Linked DNA regions of Homo sapiens: region 2 is linked to region 1. The links are chromatin loops, found by intact Hi-C in ENCODE. Cell type or tissue: CD4-positive, alpha-beta T cell. All regions are shown on one strand. Each heading gives the region's core, and the rest is flanking DNA. Links, peaks and the distances in the headings are about the cores only. Region 1 has its middle 120 kb from the start of CMAS. Region 2 overlaps KCNJ8-AS1 (KCNJ8 antisense RNA 1).

Region 1 (8,348 bases), core at 64-8,063:
TTTTCTTCTAGAATATTTATAGTTTTATCACAATGTAGACATATATCAAAACATCACATTGTGCCCCATAAACATATATAATTTTTATTTGTCAATTAAAAACAAGAACAAAGAATAATAGAATAAAAATTAAAAAATTAATTACATTGAGATTAAAAAAATATGTGTGTATGTTTATAGTATATATGTATGTATATAGTTTTAGCTTTACATTTTAGGTCTGTGATCTATTTTGAGCATCTCAAATCTTGTGTCACTCTAGCTTCATGAAAATCTCTTTTTATCCCCCCACCACTTTGTTTCTCAAGAAAATTTTTCTCTCAGGGGACAAGCCTGATTTTTTTCACCCTGGCAGTGCCCAGAATCAGCAAATGCCTTTATGAATAGTTGCAGATCTTCTACTTCCTTCTGAAGGATTTTCCTTCTTTGAAATTTTTCTCCAAGTCATTGTTGCTTTCACCCCTCTCTGATGCTCTTAAATATATGACTGATGTAATTTACCTGGATTTTCTGTTTATTTGTTTGGTGTCCCTGACCTGTTGTGAACTACTTTATCCTGTTAGAAGTGGGTCACCTTTTCTGACTGCTTTTAATATTTTTTAAAAATTTGTCTCTAATTTTTAACAGCGTGCCTGTGTGTAGTTTTCTTTGTATTTATCTTGCTTGTCGCTGTAGCCCTTCTTAAATTGGAAGCTTGATGTCATTCATAAACTTTGAAAAATTATTGCCTATTAGCTTTTCAAAATGCTCTGCCCATCTTTTCTAACCTTTTCTCCTGAGATTTGAATTTTACATACTTTAGATCTTTTCACTGTATGGCATATATCTCTTATGTTCTTGCCTGTGTATTTCCATCCTTTGGTTTCTGTGATTTAGTTTGTATAATTTCTTCTGCCCTTTCTCCCAGTTTATTAATTCTTTCTTTAGCTCTGTGTGATTTGACTTTAAATGTATTCACTGAGGTCTGAATTCCATTTAAAAAATTTTAAGCTCTAAAATTTCTCTTTTTTTTTTTTTCTTTTGGCAGAGTTTCGCTTTTGTTGCCCAGGCTGGAGTGCAATGGTGCAATCTCGGCTCATTGCAACCTCTGCCTCCTGGGTTCAAGAAATTCTACCTCAGCCTCCCAAGTAGCTGGGTTTACAGGCGCGCGCCACCACGCCTGACTAATTTTTTGTTTTTAGTAGAGACGGGGTTTCCCCATGTTCATCAGGCTGGTCTCGAAGTCCTGACCTCAGGTGATCCACCTGCCTCAGCCTCCCAAAGTGCTGTGATTACAGGCGTGAGCCACCACACCTGGCCTGGTTTTTTATATAAATTATATTCAATTTTTGTTGAAATTCTTCATTCTTTCATTTATTTTCTTGAATATATTGTCATACTTATTTAAATTATGTGTCTGGCAACTTTAATGTTTAGATCACCTATATATCTGATTCTTTTGTCTGCTTTTTCTCTGGCGTTTGACTCAAAATTTTTAATATGTCAATTTTGGATTGAGTGCAGGAAATTGCATATTAAAAACCTTCAAGATAACTGGGTGCTCTTAATTATTGTATCTTCCTTCCTGAATAATTTATTTTGCTTTGACAGAAGGTTAGGATAGAGGTGGGTCACCTTAAATTTTTTAAAGACTTAGTTGATATAAAGACTTCAGTCTCTGTGAGTATATTCTACTTCCAGGTCACCCTTATTTCTATGTCAGGGATCTTTACCAAAAGCCCCTCCTCCTTGAAGAGTCCTAACCTGCCATTTTTGTTCTTTAACTCTCCTGAGACTGCAGAAGTTCTGCCTAATTTTTAGGTTTTCAGCTATGCTTTTTGCTTTTGAAATTACCAAGTAAATTGAAGTAAAATTTCAACTCAAATGCTCTGTTCATCTCTTATTCTCTCTTCTTCTAGACTTTCACCTTTAAAATTCTCACCATTTCTTATGTCTTCAAATGGATTTTTTAAAAATTTGTCTATTTTTTATTGTTTTCAATAGGGAAGTTGGTCTAAGTCAACCTAGTCATCAATACTAGGGATGAAAACTATGAGTATCATATTTAATTTCCATGTGTATCATTCAGTACTTGCTAATCATCTTCCCACATCATGCTAAGCCAAAAGAGTGGCTTTTACAGTATTGTAGGGAACTGGGTGGAGAGGCAGGTTGGGTGAATGAGAATTTTCCCCAAGCTGTCCTCTGTCACATCTGTGGCCTCAGAACAATCATCTGTAGTGGTAATTGCAAAGTGTATTGCAGGGCATACACGCGGCTGGTGAGGGAAAATTGGACTGCCCATGAGATGATGTATCTGGTAGACTTTGGAGGTAGGTGAGCTGAATTAGTCATGACTGCTTGGGATCATGCCATGGAAACCCTCAGAAACTATCAAAAGGAGGTTATTTGTATCCTCAGTTTAGGTGGCCTGAATATACAGACTATATTTAAAATGGAATTCCTCTAATTTAAATAAAATACACTCTTCATTCTGAATTTTCTTATTCATCTTGTTACTGTGTCAATTCACTAAGCCTTCAAAGGATGGCAGAAGTATAATATCTGTGGAAATCTCAAGAGGTCATTTTTATGAGTTCTAACTTTATTATCAAATAATATTTTATAAACCTTCTGTGATAGGATTTTGTATCTTCCAAAGACATTATTCTCCATTGTAGAGTAATCTTCTTTTTCATTTAGAAAACTGTATACTGGGATCAGTGGTTAGGTCTTAAGAAGAAAGGAACTGAGCTAAAAGTTTAATTCTACCCCTGTAAATTGTTCACTGGAACCTTTCCAATTCATTCGGAACAATCAAGTATTGTAAGGGTTATGGGTGGAGGGAAGAGGAAAGAAATTGCTCTTATTGATTAAATTTTCTTTTCTTTCTGAGTTCTTGATTTGTCAGATTCCTCTGAGTTCTTGTTTGCACCAACCTTTGAGTTCTTGTTTGCACCAATGATTTTATCCGATAGTTGATCCCAAATCGTCTTAGCTTTTCATAGGTCACCCTTCCAAGGTTCATGAGAAAAAAGTGAAAGTTTGCATCTTTGGTACTTCAATTAACACTGACTTCACTTGGTATTAGTGCTACTTTTAGCAACTGTATTAGTGTATCCTCACACTGCTTATAAAGAAATACCAAAGACTGGGTAATTTATAAAGGGAAGAGGTGTAATTGACTCACAGTTCAGCATGGCTTGGGAGGCCTCAGGAAACTTACAATCATGGCAGAAGGGGAAGCAAACACATTCTTTTTTACACAGCGGCAGCAAGGAGAAGTGCCTGGCAAAAGGGAGAAAAGCCCTTTATAAAACCATCAGATCTCCTGAGAACTCACTTATTATTACCAGAACAGAAGCAGGGGAATAACCACCCCCATGATTCAATTACCTTCCACCAGGCCTCTCCCACAACATGTAGGAATAATGGGAATAACAATTCAAGATGATATTTGGGTGGGGACAGAGCCAAACCATATCATTTCATCCCTGTCCCCTCCCAAATCGCATGTGCTCACATTTCAAAACACGACGATGCCTTTCCAGCAGTCCCCCAAGGTCTTAACTCATTACAGCATTAACCTGAAAGTCCAAGTCCAAAGTATCATAAATTGACACTCAATATTAACCATTGGCCAGATGTGGTGGGTCACACCTATAATCCCAGCACTTTGGGAGGCCGAGGCAGGAGGATCACTTGAGGTCAGGAATTCGAGACCAGCCTGGCCAATATGGCAAAACCCCAGCTCTACTAAAAATACAAAAATTAGCTGGGTGTGTTGGTGGGCACCTGTGATCCTAGCTACTTGGGACGCTGAGACAGGAGAATAGCTTTAACCCAGGAGGCAGAGGCTGCAGTGAGCTGAGATCGCACCACTGCACTCCGGCCTGGGCGTCAGAGTGAGACTTTGTCTCAAAAAAAGAAAAAAAAATTAACCATCACAGCAACCTTTCAGAATTCATATGTACCTGTGAGCATGGTGTATAAACTGAGCTGAATCAATAAACAAGACCTACTTGATGGAAAAACCCTAATAACTCCTCCCATAACAATCTCTACAGTACACCTATTTATTCATCGCTAAGCTCCTTGGTAACTATGGACCAAAACCTGTGTGAAACTTAAAAGAAGAAAAGCAATTAATCTTCTGAACTACAGAAAAACACCCACAATCCAGGTATAAGATAGTTCCCCAATCTGAGCCTCATCTGCATAAAGTGTGTCGGAATCAGCAGCTAAATGAGGAAATAAAGCCCTGATATTTAAAGTCGGTAATGCTTTGGTTCATTTGCCTTTTGATGTAGTATATTTTTATGGCTGAGAGGAAGTAACACACTGAAAAGGACAGAGGAGAGGAGGAGGAAGTGGCAGGCAGTGAGGGCGGAGAAAATAAGGGCAGAGCCACTGAGAAGAAAAACATTAAAAAGCAATAACTTTAGCAAGAAAGACACCAAAATGATTACATGATATCTCCAATAGATTTTACATTAATAAAAAAACTACTGATCGCATTTCTAATGAAAAAGACTTCGAACAGTTGATAAAAAATGATTTATCAGATAATTTCAGTAATAATTTTCAAGACCCACTTTATAGTGAACACATGACACACATCACATGGAGTGTTACGGTCATCTTCTGATTGTTGGGCTTTAATTATGTAAATATTTTCTTCAATCATTTAATTGCTTCATTCAGGTATAATTGGTATGCAACAAACTACATATTTAAAGTGTGCAGCTGACATATGTACACACTTGTGAAGCCATCACCACAATCAACATATTGAGCAGATCAATCACACCCAAAAGATTTCTCATGCCTCATGCCCCTTTGTGTCCCTGCCTCCTGCCTCTGCCCACTTCCTTCCTACCCTGAGGAACCAGTGATCTGCATTCTTTTATTACAGACAAGTTTGCAGTTTTTGGATTTTTGTTTTGTTTTTGACAGTGTTTCGCTCTGTCACCCAGGCTGGAGTGCAGTGGCACGATCTTGGCTTACTGCAGCCTTCACCTCCTGGGTTCAAGTGATTCTCCTGCCTCAGCCTCCTGAGTAGCTGGGATTACAGGCACCTACCACCAAACCTAGCTAATTTTTGTATTTTTAATGGAGACAGGGTTAGGCCATCTTGGCCAGGCTGGTCTCAAACTCCTGACTTCAAGTGATCTGCCTGCCTCAGCATCCCAAAGTGCTGGGATTACAGGCATGAGCCACCATGCCTGGCAGTTTTCAGATTTTTATATCAATAAAATCACGCTACATGTACCCTTTTTCTGGCTTCTCTTAACCCAGCAAAATTATTTTGAGATGCATCCATGTAGAGCACATATCAACTGTTTCTTTCTTGTTATTGGTGAATATGATATATATCATACATTGTTTTTTCATTCACTTGCTGATGCACCTTTTTGTTTGTTGCTATTGCAAATCAAATTGCTGTGAGCATTTATGTACAGGTCTTTTTGTGGAGGTTTGTTCTTAATTCTGTTAGGTAAATACCTAAGAGTAGAATGGCTAAATCATGCGGCAGAAATATGTTTAACATCTCAAGAAATTCTCAAACTGTTTTACGAAGTAGGGAGTTCTAGTTCTTCCACATTCTCACCAAAACTTGGTGTGGTCAGTCTTTCTAATTTTAGCTCTTTTTATTTCATACAACAAGACATGCTTAAGATTCTAGAGGATCACCCTTTGAATACAGAAAATAAAGACCAGCCCCTCATCAGAGAAGCTTTCCATGACCACCCAAATTAAAGTAGCATCCCCCAATTATTCCATACTGTATCACCCTCGTTTTGTTTTTTGTATTGTACTTATTGCTACTTGATATTTTCTTGTTAATTTGTCAATTAAAAATAATTCTCATCCTGTGAGCTAAAATTCTCTCCATAAAAACATACACATTTCAATCTCATTCAGGGTATATTTCCCTTAGCCAGAATAATATCTGGCCCATTTTAAGTGCTGAATAAAATGCTGAAAGAGTATTTTCCAGCTCTGGCCTGACAGCGTTGCTCCAATGGAAAGAATTTCAAATGAAAAATCAACTTGTCTTAAAAAGTGGAAGACAGTGTGGTGATTCCTCAAGGATCTAGAACTAGAAATACTATTTGACCCAGCAATCCTATTCCCAGGTATATACCCAAAGGATTGTAAATCATGCTGCTATAAAGACACATGCACACGTATGTTTATTGCAGCACTATTCACAATAGCAAAGACTTGGAACCAACCCAAATGTCCAACAATGATAGACTGAATTAAGAAAATGTGGCACATATACACCATGGAATACTATACAGCCATAAAAAAGGATGAGTTCATGTCCTTTGTAGGGACATGGATGAAGCTGGAAACCATCATTCTCAGCAAACTATCACAAGGACAAAAAACCAAACATCGCATGTTCTCACTCATAGGTGGGAAGTGAACAATGAGAACACTCCGGACACAGGAAGGGGAACATCACACACCGGGGCCTGTTGTGGGGTGGGGGGAGGGGGGAGGGATAGCATTAGGAGATATACCTAATGTAAATGACGAGTTAATGGGTGCAGCACATCAACATGGCACATGTATACATATGTAACAAACCTGCACGTTGTGCACATGTACCCTAGAACTTAAAGTATAATAAATATATATATATAAAGAAAAAAATAGCACCACAATGAAGCTCCAAGCTCACTGACATCTACACTCCATCTCTACTTATGACTTCTTTGTTCATGTCACCAGTGATTTCATTCTACCAGTTGTGATTCCTGTTGCTTAACATTTCCTGTTCTGGAATCTGTTTTATCCTGACCTCAAAGTCATCATCATACCTATCTCTGGTGCCAAAGCAATGGGAGAAAGAAAAATAACTTCCTTCCTGAGTTTATTATTTCTGTAAGCAATCACTCCACTTTTTTTGATGGTTGTTGTTGTTTGTTTGTTTTATATACCCTCCATCCTGCTGCCGCATCCCAGACTTTCTTTCTTCATAGTCCTACACCTGAAAATACCTTTCATTTCCTTGGCTACCTAGTCAGTTCAAGCCAAGATTTTTGCCTATCCTGACTGAGTTGCCTGCTTCCAAGTTCCCCTTTTGCTTTCATTCGCTTTACACACAGCATCTAGATAACATTCCCAAAGTAAATTCTCACCTTTTATTCTATCAAAAAAAAGCCTGAATGACGTTCTAGGCAAAGGTTGCAAATGAGCCACCTATGGTTCTAATTTCGATGGAATATATGTTTTGTTTGTTTGGGTTTCTCAGTTTTAAAACAAAATTTTTACCCATTTGTTAAATAGTTAAGGGATTTTATATATAAATCTGATTTCTCATAAAAACTAAAAGATCTGCAAACAGTGACCTAGGCTTTCATGAGACAGTAAACAGCTGAGTATTGTCTGCTCCCTATAAACAAAGTAAATACTCCCCAGTTTGCCAGAGTCCCCAACACTCCCTGTTATCTCCCTGCTGGAGCCAAGCATAAGTTGTTATTTATGTTACTCTTGTGCTGTTGTTTTTCTTAGAGTGGAGAAATATTTCTCTAACCTTGTCTGTTTTTCAAACATAAGAAAATGAAAACCTGAGAAGGCTACATATTTGCTTATGGGAATGCAGACCATTTCTAACTATATAATATGGAAAAACTTGTATATGTCTTCATCATACATTTAGCACTATTTACTCTCTTCCATTTCCTACCCAGCCTCTGTGGAGAAGAGAATTTGTGACCCCATGTGATTATACCCCAGAATGGGAGCAGATCCCTCACTCAGACATTCAGCACTTTCCACCGCAGAGGCCCAGGTGGACTTTTTAACCTCACTACTGCTGCACCTATTCTATCTTCAACCAAGATTGTTGTGGCTGAAACTTCTTATGCACTGTCCTGCAGGCCTAAAATCTTTTTCCTATAGCCCCACTCTTTTCAGACTTCACAGCCCACCCACACTTTTTCTGTGAAAAGCCTTTCTATCTTCAAATTGGCCCTTGTCAAAGGCGACTGTCCCTAGTAATCGTTACTGATCTGTCTGCCAGATGTGGCTTCCTTCCTCTCAGCTTCCGTAGCTTTGTTCTTCTACTGCACTTATGGGGCCTATATTCTGCTTTAAGTTTTAATATCCCACTAGGTATTATGTCTAGGGTTCTGGAAAGCTCCAAAGACGCAAATAATATTTTTAGAACTGGAAGAGAATAAAAAAAGCTTAGGACAATAAACAGCAGATATAAACATCTGACATTTAAAGATTTATTACTCAGGACATTTTACTTATACATGCATACACACACATTCTTGCACAAACACTTCTAGGAAGAATATCACAGTGATTTGGAGAATGGGTTTTCAGGTTAGTCATATGTACCAATA
Region 2 (8,348 bases), core at 38-8,037, 470 kb after region 1:
GTGGAGATTTTGGTATGGTTATTTTAAGACTATTCTGTTTATAACATGGGATAAAGTAATAATTACGGGAAATTCTAATTTTATTATCTCCTGCATTCATGGGAACCAAGATTCTTGATACAGAAGAAAGTAGTTGTAGTTAAAGTAAAAACAATCCCTGACACACACATCTCTTTCCCTAATTTTAATTGGAAATATATCAGTAAGATCTGATAAACTATTTTGTATGTACATACAGATATGCCTATGGTATATGTATATGTGTGTCTACATTCATATCTATCAATATTTTCTCTCTTGCGCATCTCTTCCCACAGGAGTCTCTGGCTACATGCTCCCGACAAGACAATCACAAATGTCAATTGCACGTAACTCCTTGCGAAGGACAAATGTTAAGGTTCTTTTCCACTAAGCCCAGTCCATCTCATTTCTCTGGCTTCCCTCATAAAATGATGAACAGTCTTTGCATCCGTCAGTGATAACAGAGTCTCAGCTTCCCATCTCCTGTGAATAAATTCTTGGGGGAGGGAAGCATCTACACACCTATCTAAAACAAAGAGGCCTTAGGCTACATAAATCAAAATATGGGGTAGGGAGGATTTCTAACTTTGCAGAAACAAAGTTCAGCCAATAGATACAATTACTATTACTAAATAGTACACTTAATGCTTCAGTCTGAAGGTACAGTCAATCCTCCATAGCCATGGGTTCCAATGTCTCAGATTCAACCAACCTCAGATTGAAAATATTGTGGACAAAAATATAAAAAATAACAATACAATAATAAAATAATACAAATTTTTAAAACAACATAGTATAACAACTATGTATACATCATTTACATGATATTAAGTATTATAAGTAATCTAGAGATGATTTAAAATATACAAGAGGATGTGCACAGTTGTATGCAAATACTATGCCATTTTGTATAAGGGACTTGAGCATCCACAGATTTTGTTATCCACAAGGGGTGGAGGGTACTGGAACCAACCCCCTTTAGCTACTAGGGAAGAACTGTACTGCATTTTGGTTCCTTCACTGGATTTCAGAGCTTCTCATCCAACATTAGCATTGGGAAACTCCTGGATGAAAGGGAACATCTCCCATAAAAACAAATTCCTGTACCACCATTGCAAGATAGAAAGTGATTACTACTCCCCACATGAAAAATTCTCCAACTTCACCACATCAAAGTCAGGAAGCTATTGAGCATTCAACATTCTAGAATAAGGCAACCCAAAGCTTTCATTGAACAAATATGGTTTGATTGCACAGGTTTGTCAAAGTGCCATGTGGTTTTTGAGTTCCTAAACACCACAATGTCCCCAAGCAAATTTTTAAAACACAAGTTATTCCTTCAGGATGCCAAGATTCCATAGGAACATTATCCTCTATTTCAAAAATAAAGTATAAAGCTATTTGAAAATAAAATATCAATCAGTCAATGCCGAAACTGTAGGAAAGACTGAATGTTGCCTGCCTTTGGAAATCTGTGTCATTCCAGAACATAAAGGCCAATTACCATATCTGCTCAGAAATATATATCAGAAATATATATCAGAGTTGGAAGCTCTTTAGTGGAGATGGATCTTAGAGGCCCCTTTAAGACATAGGCTTTTAGAAACCTTCTATATTAAAGCATGCTCTTACATCCTTCCAATCCTATAACAGAATAAACGTTTCAAAGCACCGACCTGTTAATTACCTTATTTAATCTTCACTATGTTGCATTCATTTGTAATGTTGTTTCTTATTCAATTAAGTAAAGAAGCTTAACTTCTAGATGCATATTATGTGTTTTAAAAGGCTGCAAAAAGCATAAGAATAAAAAATTATTTTCCCCATTAGCTTATCATCAGGAAAATTCCAGACCAAAGAAAGGCATGGAAGTGGATGGTTATGGAGTAAACTTCTGGAAGAAACAAATGTGGAAGACACAGCTTTTCCTCTTTGTAACTTAAGCCAGAATCAACCTACTTTTATCCAGGGGGTAAACTGAGAGAGAAAGAAAACTCTCTATTGACTATTGCGTGCATGCCAAAAGATCATAGACTTTATCTCAATGAACCCCATATAGGCGTTATTATCCCCATTTTATAGATCATGATAAAAACATGCCCACAGCCATATGTGTGGTCTTTGAAAGTACACCATCAAACCCAGACCTATTGATTATAATTATAAGGCCTCTTTTCCTTTCCATGGTATCTCACTGACAAAACCTGTGTTGCCTGGTCTGTGACCACGTCTTGGTTAACTGAAGGAGAACAGAAAATTGTCCTTTTCAGCTGAAACTAAAACCAGATCAACTGACGACTCCAAGATGTTAAAAAATGGTCCAGATAATCCTGACTAAAAATACAATGGACAAACAACTTTATCAATTTCAGACTATTTTTCCCGGTCTCTTGAATTTTGCATGTGAATGTTTCATTTAAAAACAGCCTCATCAAGCAAAGTTTAAAGAAGTGTGTCCAAAAAAATTATAGGTTTTTCCCCCAATCTTTAGAAGATTTTCATTGCTATTGCTACGAAATACAAAAAGTTAAACAAAAAATTTTGTTTTCCAAGCTGAAACATGTATTTGTAAATCCAGGATAGTTAAACAAGAAAACTATTCTTGCAGAAAATATCTGAAAAATGAAATAAGCAATATTAAGACAAACTGAGTAAGGAAGTGGTGATTAAGTGGAGTAAAGACCGAGGTCATGTACATCTGTGCTGTGTAAGGGCCCACTTCATTTTTTGATAACTTCACTTTTTCACCCTTAACAGGGTTAACCCTAGAATGTGACAAGGGTAGCCTATGACAGGCGACATTTTGAAGTCACATTTATACAACCTCTACCCCAAACCCAAAGACCTCTCTCTCTCTGACACAAACACACACGGAAATTTATATACTTTTAATATACACAACCCAAGGTAGTCTTTTACAATTTACCAGAGTCATTTATTACTTAGTGGCATTCCAGCTCTCACACAAAATCACGATATTTCCTGTGCTTCCCTCCATGCACGTTTTGTTCACTTCTTTGCACAAGGGAACTGTGACTCTAGCATGCTGACTTGTCGTAGAAAATAAAGTGGGAATTTTTGGCCATCACTTTTAATTTAGAGCTACTGGTTCATTTCTAGAATAACATTAAACAAGAGAACGATTAAAAAAAAAAAAAAAAGAGAAAGAAATGAATGAATAGGTTATCACTGCCATCTGGTGGTGAAAATGCAAGAAAACAGGATATACATTCTGATAGCTCAAAATAGAATTAGTTTGGGAAAAGCATTGTTTTATAAAATGTCAAAAAATGTTCAGAAGTTTAATTAAGAAATGATTATCAAATGTTTGTGTTACTGATATGACTCAGAGTAGTCGCAATACGGAATATATGATCTCTTCTGATTCACATTTTTTTTTTCTCAATTTCCAGGAACATAGAGGTGTTCCTACTTTTCAGGCCCAAGAACCATAGAAAAAGTTAAATGATCATTGCATCCGTTTCACCTCCCCATGGCACTCCTCCTTCACAGTTGTTATTTCAAGAGAACTAAGTATTTACAATCATGCTATGTGGTGGGCACAGCATACAAAACGGACATCTCATCACCTGCTTGCCTCTATCAGGCTCTGAAGGTGTCTTTCCTAGGAAGTTGTCAACATAATTAAATCAGACAAACTTCAAGATACCATTGCTTTTGACAGTGTGGAGTTTCAACATGACAGACTTTGACTCTGCAGGGGGATTCCACAGCAGCTCCCATCATATCTAAGCTTCTATTACACCCAAGCTTCTATCACACACTAAGCAATGTGATCTCACATTACACAGCATACTAAACTCTCTATATAGGAAATCAAACTTTCTTACGTTGCACACACACACACACCATTTGTTTGTTTCTGCTTTCAAGTCTTTATGCTTTCTTTTATTTTCACTTGTATTGCCTATCATATTATCCTCTTCAACTACCCAGGTCCTTGCCAAACGTAAAAATTCACTGACTTGAAAATGCCTCAAAGGTTATCTATATATTACTTTTTAGGGTTTGCTTTCTATATGTCAGACACTGTTTCAATCATTTTATGCACATATTAGTATTTCCAAATTCTCAAAAAAACTTTGGAGAATTATTATTCCTATTTAAGCGTGGAGAAAACTTGGCTCAGAGCAATGAATAACTCATCTAAGTCTGCACTGGGAGTGAGTGGAGAAACCAAGTTTTGAAGCAAGGTCAGTCTAATTTAAAGGTTAAACTCATTCCTTCCTTGCTCATCATTCTAACAGGGCTTTAGTACACACACATATATGATGTAAGAACAATACATATATGTTCTTACATCCCTTTCCTGTGCAATATGATCCATTCCTCTCAAGAAAGTATGAATGACATTTCCTTTAGCAACTCCAGAGAACCCTCATTAGCTAATGAAGTGGTCTCTTGGTTAACAGTGTGGATTTCAAAATCAGAAAGCATTCTACCACTAGCAACTTTACAGTATTGCAAAAGTACTAGGCTTCAGATCTTCAGTTTTGCCCCTTTGAAATACTAATAAACCTTTTTGAAAATTAGGTGAGATAATCCATGAAAAGAGCTTAACTAGCATCATGCCTGTGACATGTTAAGCACTCAATAAAAGTTGGCGTTTATTATTTCAGTCTCTTTTATATACTGGATATTCAATGCAGATTGATGATTAACTGTTTTCAGCGATATGAAAAGGCCTTTATGAAAGGAAAAGAGCTCTTCAGAATATTGGATGACTCTGAATGGTGACTCTAGAATAACAGGGCAAGACTCTATATGGGCTGTAGAATCAATCATATGAGAGATCTGGGTAGAACATCTTCACATATTGGAAAATGTAGGGGACACCACGCTCCTGGGGTTTCTAGGCTGGCAGTGAACACATGGAAAATTCTAAATGTGAAAATGACAGCTTTGTCAGTTTGCTCCTCGAGGCCTGCCAAAGACTGCCACAGTCCCTGTCCATCTCTAGTAAATCACAGTAACTAATTCAGCTCCTACACCAAATTTGGCTTCTTCTATGACTTTTCCTAACATAAAAACACACAAAAAAGAATAGCAGCACAAAAACCACATAAGTCCCAGAAATCATTTCCAGATGAAATTTTATATGTTCTGCTTTCTAGTTTTGGCAAGTCATTGAAAAGTAAAATAGCAACCACTGTGAGAGAATTCTTATATTTCTGGAAAATGATGTTCCAATGTTATTTTTAAGGAAAGGAATGTTTATCCTTCGTTCCGAGGAATGATAAAAATGTTCCCAAATTACCCTTTAAAAAGGCAGTGATTTTACAAAATATATATATATACACACACACACACATTAATTCCTCACTTTATATCTTAAATAGGTTCTTTGAACCTATTGCTTGTTAAACAAAAGTTTAAACAAAACGACATATAACAAAACCAATTTTACCACCAGCTACTTGATATAAATAAGATTCAGTTCCTACAACAAATTTCTGGTCACAAAAACATCACCAGACTTCTAAATAAAGAGCCAAAGCACTTCTAATATTAAACATAGAAAAATATTTGAACTATATATACATTTTTTAACTATTAATATACTCAAGCAGGATAATTATCTACCCATTTATTCCAGCTCGGGGTTGTAGGTGGGTGAGTCTGTCTCAGCAGTTCAGGGCACCAGTCAGAAACCCACCCTGGATAGGCCGCCATCCCATCACAGGGCACACTCAGGCACACACACTCACACTCACTCAGACAGGGGCCATTTAGACATGCTAATTCACTGAATGTGCGTATCTTTGGGATGTGGGAGGAAATTTGAGTACCCAGAGAAAACCCATGCAGACATGGGGAGAATACTCAAGGTTCACACGACAGTGGCCGTAGGAAGAAGCGATATTTTTTCTCATCAATGCGATGAGAAAACAAGGTTGAATGAAACATTATTCACTTACCTGGTGCTTGAGTGTGTGGTATGTGTGTGTATGTGTCTATCTCCAAAGATAATATTATTTATTAAACCACTGTCCCACTCCCGTGAGCACTGATGTCCTAAGAATCCCACCCCTGCTATTGATACGGAAGTGGGGAAGGGAAGTGCTGGGAAGGGAAGTGCTGGTGTGGGCCCTTTAAATGATACGGAAATAGGGAAGGGCGTGGTCCCTGACTAGGACTCCACCACCTGCCTTGTGACCAGGGACCTAGGTGAGGACAGGCATTTTTGTTTTCCTGCCCAAATGTTGCATTTTTCAAGACCACCCTGGCGTGCCACTCCCCCATCCTATGCCTATGAAAACCCCCAACACCCTAACAGGCAGACACACAAACGGCTGGACATCGAGAGGAGCACATCACTGGAGGAACACGCAGGTGGCTGGACATTGAGAGGAACGCACCGACAAGCACCAGCAGGCCAACAAGCCACCAACCGACTGGCAGACTGACACGGAGTTTGGCTGGGGCAGTCGGAGGAGAGCGCCCAGGCCATCCAGCAGCCCAACTCCAGAGGAAAACCATCTTCCTTCTGGCTCCCTCATCTGCTGAGAGCTACTTCCACTCAGTAAAACCTTGCACTCATTCTTCAAGCCCACGTGTGAACCGATTCTTCAGGCACACCAAGGCAAGAACCCGGGATACAGAAAGGCCTCTGTCCTTGCCACGAGGCAGAGTGTCTAATTGAGCTGATTAACACAAGCTGCCTATAGACAGCAAAACTAAGAGCCCCCAGTAGCACACACTCACTGGGGCTTCAGGAGCTGTAAAAATTCACCCCTAGACACTGCCATGGGGTCGAAGCCCCACATCCTGCCCATCTGTATGCTCCCCCAGAGATGTGAGCAGCGAAACACTGAAGAAGCTAGCCACTCCCTCTCTCGCATGCCCTGCGAAGGGGACAAGGGAACTTTTCCAGTTTCACTATGACCATGGCAAAAGCTACATACCTCAAGACTGCCCATTGAGATTAGAAAACAATACAAAATCCTGACCCTTAATCCAGCTGTCTTACTTCTAGGAATCAACCCAAAGATACATTAGTAAAAACAGAAATATACCTGCTTAATACTGGTTTTTTTTTCTTTGCAACTTTTATTTTAGGTTCGGGGGGGTACGTGTGCAGGTTTGTTACATGGCTAAATTGTGTGTCATGGGATTTCTTAGTCACCCAGATAATAAGCATAGGACTTGATAGGTAGTTTTTTGGTCCTCACCCTCCTCCTACCCTCCACCACCAAGTAGGTCTTGGTGTCTATGGTTCTCTTCTTTGCGTCCATGTGTACTCAGTGTTTATCTCCCAGGTGAGAGAATATGCAGTATTTACTTTTCTGCTCCTGCATTAATTTGCTTAGGATAATGGCCTCCAACTCCATCGTGTTACTGTAAAGGGCATGATTTCCTTCTTTTTATGGCTACATAGTATTCCATGGTATATACATACCACATTTTCTCTATCCAGTCCATCATTGATGGGCATTTAGGCTGGTTTCACATCTTTGCTATTGTAAATAGTGCTACGATGAACACATGCGTGTATGTGTCTTTATGGTAGTTTGGGTATATACCTAGTAACGGGATTGCTGGGTTGAATGGTAGTTCTGTTTTAAGTCCTGTGAAAAATCTCCAAACTGACTTCCACAGAGGATGAACTAATTTACATTCCTACCAGCGGTGTGTAAGTGCTCCCTTTTCTCCACAACCTCACATGCATCGGTTATTTTTTGACCTTTTAATAATAGCCATTCCGATTGGTGTGAGATAGTATCTCATTATGGTTTTGGTTTGCGTTTTTCTAACGATTAGTAATGTTGAGCTTCTTTTCATGTGTTTGTTGGCTACATGTATGTCTTCTTTTGAGAAGTGTCTTCATATCCTTTGTCCATTTTTTAATGGGGTTGTTTGGTTTTTGCTTGTTAATTTGTCTAAGTTCCTTATAGATTATGTATATTAGACCTTTGTTGGGTGCATAGTTTGCAAATATTTTCCCCCATTATGTATGTAGGTTTTCTGTTTACTCTGTTAATAGTTTCTTTCAACTATGCAGAAGCTCTTTAGTTTAATTAGGTACCATTTGTCGAGTTTTATTGTTGCTGCAATTGCTTTTGAAGTCTTCATCATGAAATCTTTGCCAGGGCCTATGTCCAGAATGGGATTTCCTAGGGTTTCTTCTAAAATTTTTATAGTTTTGGGTTTTACATGGAAGTCTTTAATTCATCTTGAGTTGATTTTTGTATATGGTGAAAGTAAGGGGTCCAGTTTAAATCTTCTGCATATGGCAAGCCAGTTATCCCAGCCCCATTTATTAAATAAGGAGTTCTTTCCCCATTGCTTGTTTTTTGTCAATTTTG

Evidence for each region. A loop is a pair of places that touch in the nucleus more often than their neighbours do. Peaks named below come from ENCODE experiments on the same cell type or tissue, not always from the same donor. Only the 100,000 strongest peaks of a DNase experiment are listed, where the experiment ranks them.
Region 2: it touches region 1 in a loop (2.5-fold over the local background); 4 of 110 quality-filtered maps call a loop at or near these places.

The regions. Positions count from the first base shown.
Region 1 is chr12:22,160,244-22,168,591 of GRCh38, reverse strand. No RefSeq gene overlaps it. Among named protein-coding and RNA genes, the nearest start is that of CMAS, 120 kb to the right of the region's middle. In CD4-positive, alpha-beta T cell, for the core only: no CTCF peak of the experiment used is centred there; DNase peaks (open chromatin) are centred at 4,151 and 4,811; H3K4me3 peaks cover 276 bases; H3K27ac peaks cover 2,703 bases.
Region 2 is chr12:21,692,888-21,701,235 of GRCh38, reverse strand. The region is part of intron 1 of KCNJ8-AS1 (KCNJ8 antisense RNA 1); the gene reads right to left. Among named protein-coding and RNA genes, the nearest start is that of KCNJ8-AS1, 35 kb to the right of the region's middle. In CD4-positive, alpha-beta T cell, for the core only: CTCF peaks have their summits at 3,003 and 3,207 (motif pointing left); a DNase peak (open chromatin) is centred at 3,205.